2 separate regions of the Homo sapiens genome follow, and region 2 is linked to region 1. A link is a contact called in ENCODE Hi-C or POLR2A ChIA-PET data. All regions are on one chromosome and are shown on one strand. Each heading gives the region's core, a stretch centred on a gene start or an enhancer-like site at or near the end of the contact. The rest is flanking DNA. Distances are from core to core; before and after follow the strand shown. Region 1 overlaps LOC100507513 (a long non-coding RNA gene). Region 2 has its middle 16 kb from the start of RNASE2.

What was found. A loop is a pair of places that touch in the nucleus more often than their neighbours do. ChIA-PET counts read pairs that join two places held with the same protein, here RNA polymerase II (POLR2A). Pooled maps may share reads with other maps.
Region 2: a pooled map shows a loop between it and region 1 (4-fold over the local background). The contact joins two enhancer-like sites. A Hi-C loop is called at or near these places in 7 of 50 pooled maps. POLR2A ChIA-PET finds 5 or more read pairs at or near these places in 2 of 52 experiments (WTC11 and activated CD4-positive, alpha-beta T cell).

Annotation. Positions count from the first base shown.
Region 1 is chr14:20,901,553-20,907,400 of GRCh38, forward strand. All of the region lies in intron 1 of LOC100507513 (a long non-coding RNA gene), which reads right to left. Among named protein-coding and RNA genes, the nearest start is that of RNASE3, 13 kb to the left of the region's middle. RefSeq lists an enhancer at 2,818-3,319. Within about 2 kb of position 3,284, at least 2 of the 41 ENCODE cell types and tissues checked have a DNase peak (open chromatin) inside an H3K27ac peak, as active enhancers do.
Region 2 is chr14:20,968,859-20,974,706 of GRCh38, forward strand. No RefSeq gene overlaps it. Among named protein-coding and RNA genes, the nearest start is that of RNASE2, 16 kb to the left of the region's middle. RefSeq lists an enhancer at 2,254-2,943. Within about 2 kb of position 2,698, at least 27 of the 41 ENCODE cell types and tissues checked have a DNase peak (open chromatin) inside an H3K27ac peak, as active enhancers do.

The DNA of each region.
Region 1 (5,848 bases), core at 2,034-4,533:
CCCACAATGATCTTGAGCTCTTGGCCTCAAGTGATCTTCCTGCCTCAGGTGCCCAAAGTGCTGGGATAACAAGTGAGAGTCACCAACCCAGCTGGTGGTGTCTCTTTTTATAAGGATACTAATCCTCTTGAATCAAGGCTCCACCTTTATGACATCATTTAACATTAAGTTTATCCTTATAGGCCCTCCCTCCAAATACAGTGACACTGGGGGTTAGGACTTCAATATATGAATTTTTAAGGGACATAATTCAGTCCACAGTAAACACTATATATAGCATATTACTGTCTGACAGGGAAAAAAGAGGAATTAACACAGAAATCTATGAAAATGAGAAAAAGCCTTATACGTATTATTCATATATGCTTAGACTCAGCATATGCATTATAGAAAGGGTACTAAAAAACTGAATAATTATTCTTCCTAGAATACAAATCTAGCTTCCATAAAGAAAGGTAAATGAAGACATCCTTTTCACTAGATACCATTTTTAATTATTGAATTTACATTTTCACCATATGAATGTATATGCATTCTATATATGCACTTACATATGTATGCACGTACTTATGTGCATATATCTATATATGTAGAGATGTATACATTTGTTAACCACAGACTCCCTACTACTAGAACATTCAAACAAAGGAGATGTAATCAAGTAAAACTAAAAGAACCATAACAAGGCAGCACTGGATGACCTGGAAGGCTGAGGGTCACTCAGCTCGCCACCCCTCACCCCCCAGCTGGGAATCAGAGAGTGATGGAGCTATCCCTCACTCCACCTCCTGCTCTCTTCCTTCTGCAGTCCAGCCACCTGGTCACAGAGTGAGGCTCTAAACTGGCCCGTATTACATGTGTCTGTCCCTCCCCTTCTCACTTTGGAGGAAGAGTGTGACTATCCCAAGTCAGCACGTAGAGTGAGACAGAGCGTGAGACCTGCTAGCTGAGGAACCGTAAGAACCTTGTGCTTTGAAAGCCGATCTGCTTTGTGATATTGAAATCCTCCGAGTCCATTCTCTCATTATTACAGGAAAGGTGTGTAAAATATCCAGGTCATGTCACTACAGGACAAAAGCTCTGGATGTTCAGCCATAATCAAAGCTCTTGAGATCCAGCAATTTCCTTGAACAATTTTTCTACCACACACACTTCTCAAAATATAGTGCATACCCATATTTAGGATTGTGGTAGAGGGCCATTACATGATCTTGACTGTATCAATAAAAGTCTCAGGGCAAAACTCTGGGGGATTCATGCAGATGGCCTACCATTTGGATGTGGAATCTGAGCAAATCATCCTAACATTCTGCTACCCATCTCCAAAAATGGGCTTCAATAAAATGGCTATCTCAGACACTTTGCAATCTATGAGTCTGCAATGAAGAATGAATGTGTGTGTGTGTGTGTGTGTGTGTGTGTGTGTGTGTGTGTGTTTTAAAGAGGCATATATGTGGTTTACTTGGTTTATGTATATGAGTTACTTGATTACTTATAAGGGAGTATTCTGAATAATGGATTAATTGAATAAATGAAATATAATTACACCATGTACAAAACTTTACATAGTTTTTTCTGCTTGATCATTATTCCTGTAAGTCTCCATAGTAATATCTAATTGTATTTTTAGTGAAGAAGCTATTTTGGTCTGACCTTCAAAACTGTCTTTGCATTTGGGTAGGACAAAAGACTAGCAAAAAAAAGCCTGAGGGATTATCTTAAGTATTCTTAGGATTTAGTGTTCTTCAGACTATCTGGGTTAGCTGACTTGTGAAAAAACTAATAGTTCACTCCTCAGTATTTCTGGAACAGGAAGGATTTTTCCTCATGCCCCCAACTGCCTCTAGCCAAATAAAAAAGCAAGAGGACAAAATTCTTTAAATATTAAAAGGAAGTTATGGGTAAGCAGTGACATATAGAGACATATAGAGACATATAGATGAGCACGTAGTTCATCAATTTTGTCTCCCTGGGATATTCATAATTAATCCCTAATGACTAATAGCCAATCTTCTATAATAATAAACTATATAATCAAATATTATACACAAATTCATTCATAATGTTCTCTGCCAGCATGTAAGTGGCACACCTAAAAAACTTCAAACATTAAGTATTTTCCATTTGGATCACATGGGGGAAGTTTTGCACTATGGATTCGTGAGCTCCATTCCAGATATACTCACACAGAATGTCTGCACATGGAGCTCAGGATTCTGCATTTCCAATCACATCCTCAAGTAGTTTTCCAACAACCTATCTCCAGCCCAACTTTGAGATCCATTTGTTACCAAACATTGACTTCAGAAGCCTTCATGTGCATCGGAAGTAATCTTGGCGTAGGGAAATTCCGAAGCACAGGAGGCAGCGATACCATTTGCATTATTCCTGAGATGATTCTAGCTACATACACCTATTATCCAGCATTTATGTCTTGATTTGAGGCTTCTATTCAGTTGACCCTATTGATATCCAAGTGTACACAACTGACCTGTCAGGCTATAGCAACACTCTTCACTTATATGTAGGGAGAATTTGTACAGGGCTTAACTGAAGCTCATCATGGGGTATGAATTGACTTGGTCTCATTGCTGTAACCCTTGGGTTCAGAAGACACTGAGCAAATGCTTAAAAAACTCTTTTGGGTTAATACATGAAGAGATATTAACTCCTCAGATAGCCAAAGAATCAAGGGGAAGGGGTAAAAGAGGATGGCCATATAGAAGTATCCATTGATTTCACCCCCACACATACCAGCAGAAACACCACATTTAACAACTATCTACACACAAAAAAGGACCTACATAGGAAATAAAAATCAGGTCAACCATCATTGTACCTGATTTTAACTTCGTATCACTGAAAAAGGCACTGAAGAGATGAGGAAAGACAATTTTGAATCACTGAGGCCACCACTCCCCCATGTCCCAGTAGCTGCCACTGGAGCTGAGACAGAAACTCAGTGCATGGGGGAGGGAGAGTGCAGCAATTGTGAAAATCTGCATTGAACTCAGTGCTGCCCTGTCAGAGCCCACCCACAGAGGGAGCATTCAGACCAACCTTAGCCAGAGGGGAATCAATCGCCTATCCAAGCAGTCAGTATGTGAGTTTGGGAAAGCCTTGCCAAAGCAGGCTAAAGTGCTCTGGGGTCCTAAATGCATTTGAAACTCAATCTAGGCCACAAGAACTACAACTACAAGGCAAGTCCCAGTGCTGTGCTGGGCTCAGAGCCAGTGGACTTGGACACCACTAGTGTGACACTTGTCAGGGCAGCTAAGGGAGTGCTTGCACAACCACTCCTCCAACCCCAGGCAGCACAGCTCACAGCAGTGAAAGTGACTGCTTCCTTCTGCTTGAGGAAAGGAGAGGAAAGAGTAACTAGGACATTGTCTTACATCGTAAATGTCAGTTCAGCCACAATAGGATAGGGCACCAGTCAGAGTCATGAAGCCACCATTCCAGGCACTCGCTCCTGAAGGACATTTCTAGACACACCCTGCACCAGAAGAAAACCCACTGCCTAGAAGGAAAGGACCCAGTCCTGCCAGGATTCATCACCTGCTGACTGAAGAACCCTCAGGCCCTAAATAACCAGCAGCAATACCTAGTAGTACACTCCATGGGCCTTGGGTGAGACTCTGAGATATGCTGGCTTCAGGAGAGACCCACCATATTCACAGCTGTGGTAGTCATGAAGAGAGAATCCTTCTGCTTGAGAAAAGCAGAGGGAAAATAAAGGGGACTCTGTCTTGCAGCTTAGACAGCAGCTTAGCTACAGCGGGGTAGAGCACCAAGCCAGCTCTTGGAGTCCCCAGTTCCAGATCTTGGCTTTTGGTTGGCATTTCTGGACATGCCCTGGGTCAGAGGGGAGCCTACTGCCCTGAAGGGTGAGTCCCAGGCCAGGCAGCATTCACCACAAGCTGGCTAAAGAACTCTGGGGCCTTATGGGAACACTGGCATCATCCTGTCAGTATTCCCCTTGAGCCTGCGGTGGAGGTAGCTGCAGGGAGAGGCTCCTCTGCCTGTGGAAGAGTAAGGGAAGAGTGGAAGGACTCCAGCTCAGCCACAGTAAAACAGAACACCATGTAAACCTCCCAGGTTGTTTACTTCAGTCCCTGGCTCTCAGACAGTACCTCTGGACATGCCTGGGCCTAGAGGAACTCATCACCCTGAAGGGAAGGACACAAGCCTGGCTGGTATTGCCACCTGCTCTAGGGCCTTGTAGAGCTCTAGGGCCTTGAGTGAGGCCCTCACTTCCAAGAAAGAAATAAACTCTTTTCCACTGCAGCTAAACTGTAAAGCTCATAACACAAGTAGATCCTCTGTGCATATTCACTTCCTTTCCTTCTTACGCAAGGTGCTACAGTGTGAATCTGAATGTGGCAAGTTCAACACTAAAGTCCTGGAGTGCAGGAAAGTTATGGTAGACTCAGAAATCTGTTCTTCAACATTTAGACTGTATTTATGATGGCTGAATTTTCTGTCTAGTCACCTATGGTCCTCTACCTGGGCGACAGAGTGAGGCTCCGTCTCAAAAAAAAAAAATAGTTTAGCATGCCAAAGTACCATCCTTTGGAGTATAGTGTGCTGAGCCCCAACAAAAGCCATGAGATTAGATATGATCATGAAGAGAGTGCATGAGTCCATAGAAAAGAAAGAATAGCTAACCCCTAGGAACCTCCACCATCAAGATGCTGGAGAGAAAGGGGAAGAATTAATGAAGCAGACTGAGAACATGAGTCCAGGGACTTAGAAGAAATGATCAGGAAAGGGTGGGGTGTTGTAACTCAGCACACATCCTTGACAAGACTGTCTGCCTTGAGGGCACCAGGCCTGATCTCACCAGACTTTTCATTCTGTTTCTGTCACAAGAAGATCATTCTCAGGTCAGCTTCATCAAGGAGCAGGGAGAAATCAACTCTGTCAAATGCTGCTGAGCATGGAAAGTTAACACTGTCAGGGGAGAAATGTCTTACTCCAAGTGCAAACCTTCCCTCATGACCACTGCTGATGGGGTGGAAGAGTCTGGGCAATTCATTGAAGAGGTATCCAAATTTCTGGGTCTAAGGAAAGACAATCTTACCAGGAGGTGAACAGGAAGAGGGTCCACATGTGAGTCACGTTTTCATCTCAGTGGAGGGAATAAGGCAAAGGAGAGTAGGGTTTCTGTGTCTCAATGCCCGGAGATATTGTTCTCCTTTTAACCATATCCCAGACCTCAGTACTTCTCACATTTGTCTCCATCTCTCTTTGCTCCTGTAAGGACCCATCTGAGCAACTCACTTCACCACATCATCCTTCATTCATCTCCATATCACTCTCTTTTCTTTTCTTTTTCTTTTCTTTTCTTTTCTTTTCTTTTTTTTTTTTTTTTTTTTTTTTTTTTTTTTTTGAGACTGAGTCTTGTCTTCTCACCCAGGCTGGAGTGCACTGACGTGATCTCGGCTCACTGCAACCTCCACTTCCCAGATTCAAGCGATTCTCATGTCTCAGTCTCCTGAGTAGCTGGGATTATAGTTGCCCCACATCATGCCCAGCTAATTTTTGTAGAGACAGGGTTTCAATATGTTGGCCAGGCTGGTCTCGAACTCTTGACTTCGAGTGATCCACCTATCTCGGCCTCCCAAAGTGCTGAGATTACAGGCGTGAGCCACCATGCCTGGCCGCAAAAAGATATTTTCTAACATTCAGTTCTATCAATTTGTTTAGTGTGCTTAACAGATGACTCTACCATTACTCTTCCTCAGCTGGAAAGTGAGGGGTGTGGTATAAATGTCTTTAGGAGTGCCTTACAGCTCAGACTATTTAGAAATCTGATACTCTGGAGCATAGGTATGGGTGTATGCCT
Region 2 (5,848 bases), core at 1,448-3,947, 67 kb after region 1:
ATATTTTCCTCCCAGAGGAGGGAATGAAAAGGAGGAGAGTAGAGCATGTATGTCTCCCTTCCCCTGAGACGCTGGTCCTCCTTTTCCATTACCCCGGCCCTCCATACTTCACATGAACTGTTTTTGTCTCCATCTCTCCTCACTCTTCTACAGACTCATCAGATCAACTCACTTGACAATTCCTCCCTCCCTCTGAAGCACCCATCTCCAGTACCTTCCTTCTCTCTAATCCCCCTCTTCTGCCCTGCCCTTTCTTGTGGAGACCTCTACAGATTACCCATTCTATTTCCTTCCTGGGGCTGCTAGAATGAAATACCACAGACTAGGTGGCTTATACAAGAGAAACTTATTTTTTCACAGTTCTAGAAACCAGAAATCCAAGGTGTATTAGACAGGGTTCTCTAGAGGGACAGAATATTAAGGATATATATATATTTATGTATATATCTGACCCACCCCACCTTCCATGTCCATGCTAATGGCAGGGTGACCTACTCAGAGCAGTCTTCAGTAAGTGACTACTTGAAATGCCTTACTGCAGTTCTCCTCAGTGACCTGTAAGAGGGATTAAGGGACTCCCCTGTGGCTGCATCCACAGCCATCAAACCTACCTTCGCTGGGCCTCACCAGTCTCTGCTTGGCCTTTCCAGATGGTCATGGCCCCAGGCTTGTGAATCATGTCTGAGTTCCTCTGTTGTTTTTCCAGGAAGCTGGCATCATAAGGCTAGTCTCTGTCTGACAAACTAACGCCTCCAGTCACCTCCCTGGATATGCCTTTCCATCCCTGCACTGACATCCCAGGCCCAGACCAGAGCTTCACCCTCAGTCCGTTGCACCCTACCTGCTTATAAAGGTTGACTAACTGACTTGTATCATACAGTTAGAGTTAGGGCTGGCACTCTCAAAATGCTGTCCGCAGTCTAAGCACTGTGCCAAGGAACTTTTGTTTACAGAAATGCAAACGTACAGATGTACGAACTCTATTTCCCGTGAGCTCTCAGGTCTCAATGGCCACCTTCAATATAACTGTTACATGCACTGGGAAACAAAAAAATGTGTGTTTTAAAAAATAAAAATTGTGGCCGGGCGCTGTGGCTCACGCCTGTAATCCCAGCACTTTGGGAGGCCGAGGCGGGCAGATCACGAGGTCAGGAGATCGAGCCCATCCTGGCTAACACGGTGAAACCCCGTCTCTACTAAAAATACAAAAAATTAGCTGGGCGTGGTGGCCGGCGCCTGTAATCTCAGCTACTCAGGAGGCTGAGGCAGGAGAATGGCACGAACCCGGGAGGCGGAGCTTGCAGTGAGCAGAGATCGCGCCACTGCACTCCAGCCTGGGCGACAGAGCGAGACTCCGTCTCAAAATAAATAAATAAATAAATAAATAAATAAATAAAAATAAAAATTGCAGTGGTCTAGTACCAAACCCACAACATCTCTGAGGTATGCCTGTAGTATGCAGACATCAAAATAGAATGAGGTATACTCTTGCTACTAGCGTGAAATATGTCTAAAATACATTGTTAGTGGAAAAGAGGTAATGTGTAGAACGTTGTGTATAGAATGTTACTATTTGTGGGGGGGGGGAATAGGAAATAAACACTCATCTATATATATATGTCAATGAGTTTATGAATATAACATGTAGATATGCATAGACAGTAAAAAGATATAAACAAACTGCAAATTGTTGCATCTGGAAAAGAAAAGTAGGATGTCTTCATCCTTTTCGCTACATTTGCCCTCCTAATATTTGAATTTACCTCTGCCATTTGCATTTACAACGTATCTGTATATGTAAAAGAAAAATCAAACAGCCTACCTCATTGTAGCCCTTTCTGAGCCTACTGAGGAATGGTCCCTGGTAATAGAAAGTTTAAGAACGAAGCTGTGAATTTCAATTTACAGTTGAATTTCACAACTGTAAACTACTCTAGCGATGCAGCATAGACTTGACCTCCAAACCCCAAGCCTGCAGCCCGCGGCAGACAGGCCGAGAGTGGGGCAGCCGTCTCTCCTTCCTCGCCCTGCCCTCCTTCTGCACATCCAGCCACCTCCGCAATGGAAAGCTCGTGGCATACAGCAGGCGCTCATTATTTGAAGCCTCTTCATTCTCCTGCTTCCTCGGTGGTTAAGGAGGCTTTTGGAAGTTCAAGTCCGTCTCAGCTAAGAACCAGGAGACACGGCTTTGGTGCCTCTCGGCCCGCTGGGTCTCGGCGGCGCAGCGTCCCCTGCCGGCCACTGTGGCGGCGGCTGGAATCAGCCTCAGCACTTAAGGGGCCGCGCGGGAGGAGTTGCCCCACCTCCAGGCAGCTCTTTCCAGAGCAGTGAGGGCAAGTCTGGGGATTATCTCCATAAAGGAAGCGAGGTGGCTCGGTGGAGGGGCTTCAGATCCCCTTCCCAGGACCCTGTGACCCGCCATCGGAAGAGAGTGGACCTCATTCTATTTCAATGTCTGCATAGTACAGACATTTGCTGTGGGCAAATCGGACCCATGAGCCCAGAGAGCATCATCCCGGGAAAGCTTTCCCGAAGCACAGGCTTCCCTGCACCACCATACACGCGCACACCCGCACGCGCTCACTCCCCCAGCCCTCCTCCCCTCCCTCACTCCCGCCCTGGAAGAAGCGGGGAGCTGAGGGGAGAGGTGGAACCAGCAGAGAAACGGGCCGGGCAGGAGCCCGCACCAGCCCGGCTTGGGACACCGCAGCCGCTCCTGCCCTCTGCTGGCTGGAAGGCGCACTTACACATTGCGGTCATCGCGGATCGCCGAGGGCCGCTGGTGCCGCTCTGCCGCCAAGGACGCTCAGCCATTGGAGTAGAAGTGAGAGAGGCCGCGGGCTGAGTAGAGAGGGGTGAGGATTCCGGAAAGGAAGCATCGTCAGGAAGCGCTGAAGTTCCTACTGATAAAGAGGGGGTTGGGCCACCAGCAACTTGTCACATGAGGAGTGGGGGTTTTCTGCATACCTTAGTGAACCTATCAGTCTAGGACTCGTGGATGGAGACTCGGCCACACCAGCAGCTGGTAAAGGCTGTCCTGGGGCCCAAATCCGTCAGTGACTCTGACATCTCAGGGACAGTGTGTGGTGGCTATAGTGCTTTGCGAAGTTGCTGCCGGGAGTTAGGCAGAAACCTCTTAGGCTGTTCAGATCCCTCTTAACTAAGGGGTTTTAGTGCTGTGAGTATTCCCACAAATGGGTCCCTGTAGTACAATTATTTTGCAGCATTCATACGGCCTACTGGGGCTCTTGATTTGAGGAGCCTTATTCAGCAAACATTTCTTGAGTACCTATGTGCCAGGTACGGTTAGAGGTATGGGAGTCATCAGAGAACGCAGGACATACGTACAAAAAAAATCTCTGCTTTCACGGAGGTCACATTCTAGTGACCTAGACACATAATGTATACTCACAGACAATAAACATATATGTAAATTACACAGACTGTTAAGGTGATAAGCTCTATGGAAAAAATAAAGCAGGAAGGAGAATGGGGGAAGCAATGGGTAGCTTTTTTTTTTCTCTCTTTGAGACAGTCTGGCTCTGTCACCCAGGCTGGAGTGCAGTGCAATCTCGGCTCACTGCAACCTCCACCTCCCGGGTTCAAGCGATTGTTGTGCCTCAGCTTCCCAAGTAGCTGGTGTTACAGGCGTGTGCCACCACACCCAGCTAATGTGGGACATGTTAAGTCTGAAGGGTCTATTAGACCTCCAAGTGAAGATGTCAAATAGACAGTCCGATGTACTAGTCCAAAGCAAGAGAGCTGGGCTGGAAGTATGTATTTGGGAGTTGTTAGAGAATCAACAGCATTTAAAACCTTGAGACTGGATAAGATCACCAAGGGATAGTGTGCAGATAGAGAAGAAGACCTATGACTGACTCCTGGGGACCTCTAACATCAAGTTACCAGAGGCAAGAGGAAAAACGTGTGAGGAGCCTAAGAATGAAAGGCCTGGATGGTAAGGAAAGAGCCAGGAGACAGGGGCATCCCAGAGACCATCACGCAGCCTCGACATGACTGCCTGCATTGAGGAACCAGGACTGATCTCACAACGCTTTTCGTCCCTATTCCTGTCACAAGAAGCCCCATTCTCAGGTCATCCTCATCAAAAAGGAGGGAATTATCCACTGTGCCTAATACTGCTGAGTGGAATATTAATCTGTTGGGGTGGGAGGTGTTACTTCCAATGCAAGGAGTGCCCCCACAACCCTCATAACTCCTACTGATGGAGCTGAGGAGTCCATTGAGAAGATTTTTTTTTTTCCGAGATGGAGTCTCGATTTGTCGCCCAGGTTGGAGTGCAATGGCGCAATCTCAGCTCACTGCAACCTCTGCCTCTCAGGTTCAAGTGATTCTCCTGCCTCAGCCTCCCCAGTATCTGGGATTACAGGTGTGTGCCACCATGCCTGGCTAATTTTTGTACTTTTAGTAGAGACGGGGTTTCACCGTGTTGGCCAGGCTGATCTCCAACTGCTGACCTCAAGTGATCCACCCGCCTCGGCCTCCCAAAGTGCTGGGATTATAGGCATGAACCAACATGCCCAGCCTGAGAAGGTTTTCTAAGTGCTGGGCCTTAGAAGAAGAGAATCTTGTCCAGGAGATGATTAGAAAGAGGGTCCACATATGAGCTGTGTTATTTGTTCTAGAGGAGGGAGTGAAGCGATGGAGAGGAGAGCATCTACATCCTTCAGATGAAAGGAAGCTCCCTTCCCCTGATCCCAGACCCCAGATCCTCAGGATTTCACATTCTCCCCATCTCTCCTCACTCCTCCAAGTACTCACCTGAGGAACTCACTCTGTCACATCCTTCTTCCTCTGACGCACCCAACACCATTGCCTCCCCGCTCTACCCTGAGTCTGCACATTCTCCTGAAGAGCTCCACAGCTTACACACAGACACACCTCATTTTTTTAACTGCCACATAGTACTAAGGGAATCCCAATAGTAAGGAATTATATGTTTAATTCCCAGTTCTAGCACTAATTTTCTATGAGGACTACCATTCTGGTCCTCAGCTATGAAATGTAGCTTGGAATAAAGGACCTCACAAATTCCTTCTAGCTCGGACTCTTGTAGTTCTTTGAAGCCCTCATAAGGAGTGTGTGTGTGTGTGTGTGTGTGTGTGTGTGTGTGTGTGTGTGTGTAGAGGAATGTCTACGGAAAATGCAATCTACATTTCTGAAATTTTTTACTATGTAGATCTGTTTTTCTTAAAATACTATACCTAAATCCAGAAAAAAATCACCTGATTAACTAAAATAAAATTATTGTCCTATATATACATGTATGTATGTATGTTATTATTGCTGTTGTTGCTACCTTAAGACTATCAAGAAAAACATTTAACTATTACATTGCAGTCAACACAGAAATCCCTATTTCTTTTCCCTTCTTCAATAGAGCAAGAGAAAATGTTAGCACAGAAGACAGTAAGATGATCTTACACCTCTGAGATTATTTAGGTTTGAGGTTAGTACACTGGGGGATATCAATCAGCAAACAGTAATGTAGTCATTCCCATCCTTAGCTGTCTCTATCAGCTTCACCTACCTCATCTAATAGGAAAACAGGAGACCTAAAAGTCATTAAACCTAAGAGGAAACTTTGATGAGTGCTTTACTGCCTAAAATATCTCAGCATCATTCAAAATGTTTATCCCTCATGGTTTTGCAAGGAGTGTTGGAAATAAGGAAGCCACTCCCTCTTTGGCACACCTATTTCACATAAGGTAATTGGGATTAAGCCTCACAACATGGTCCAGTAGGTAACACTCTACATACTTTTCTAGAGCTGATACAGGCTTTCGTCTGTGTCCACGATCTAAGGTCACCCACCATCAGGCTTATG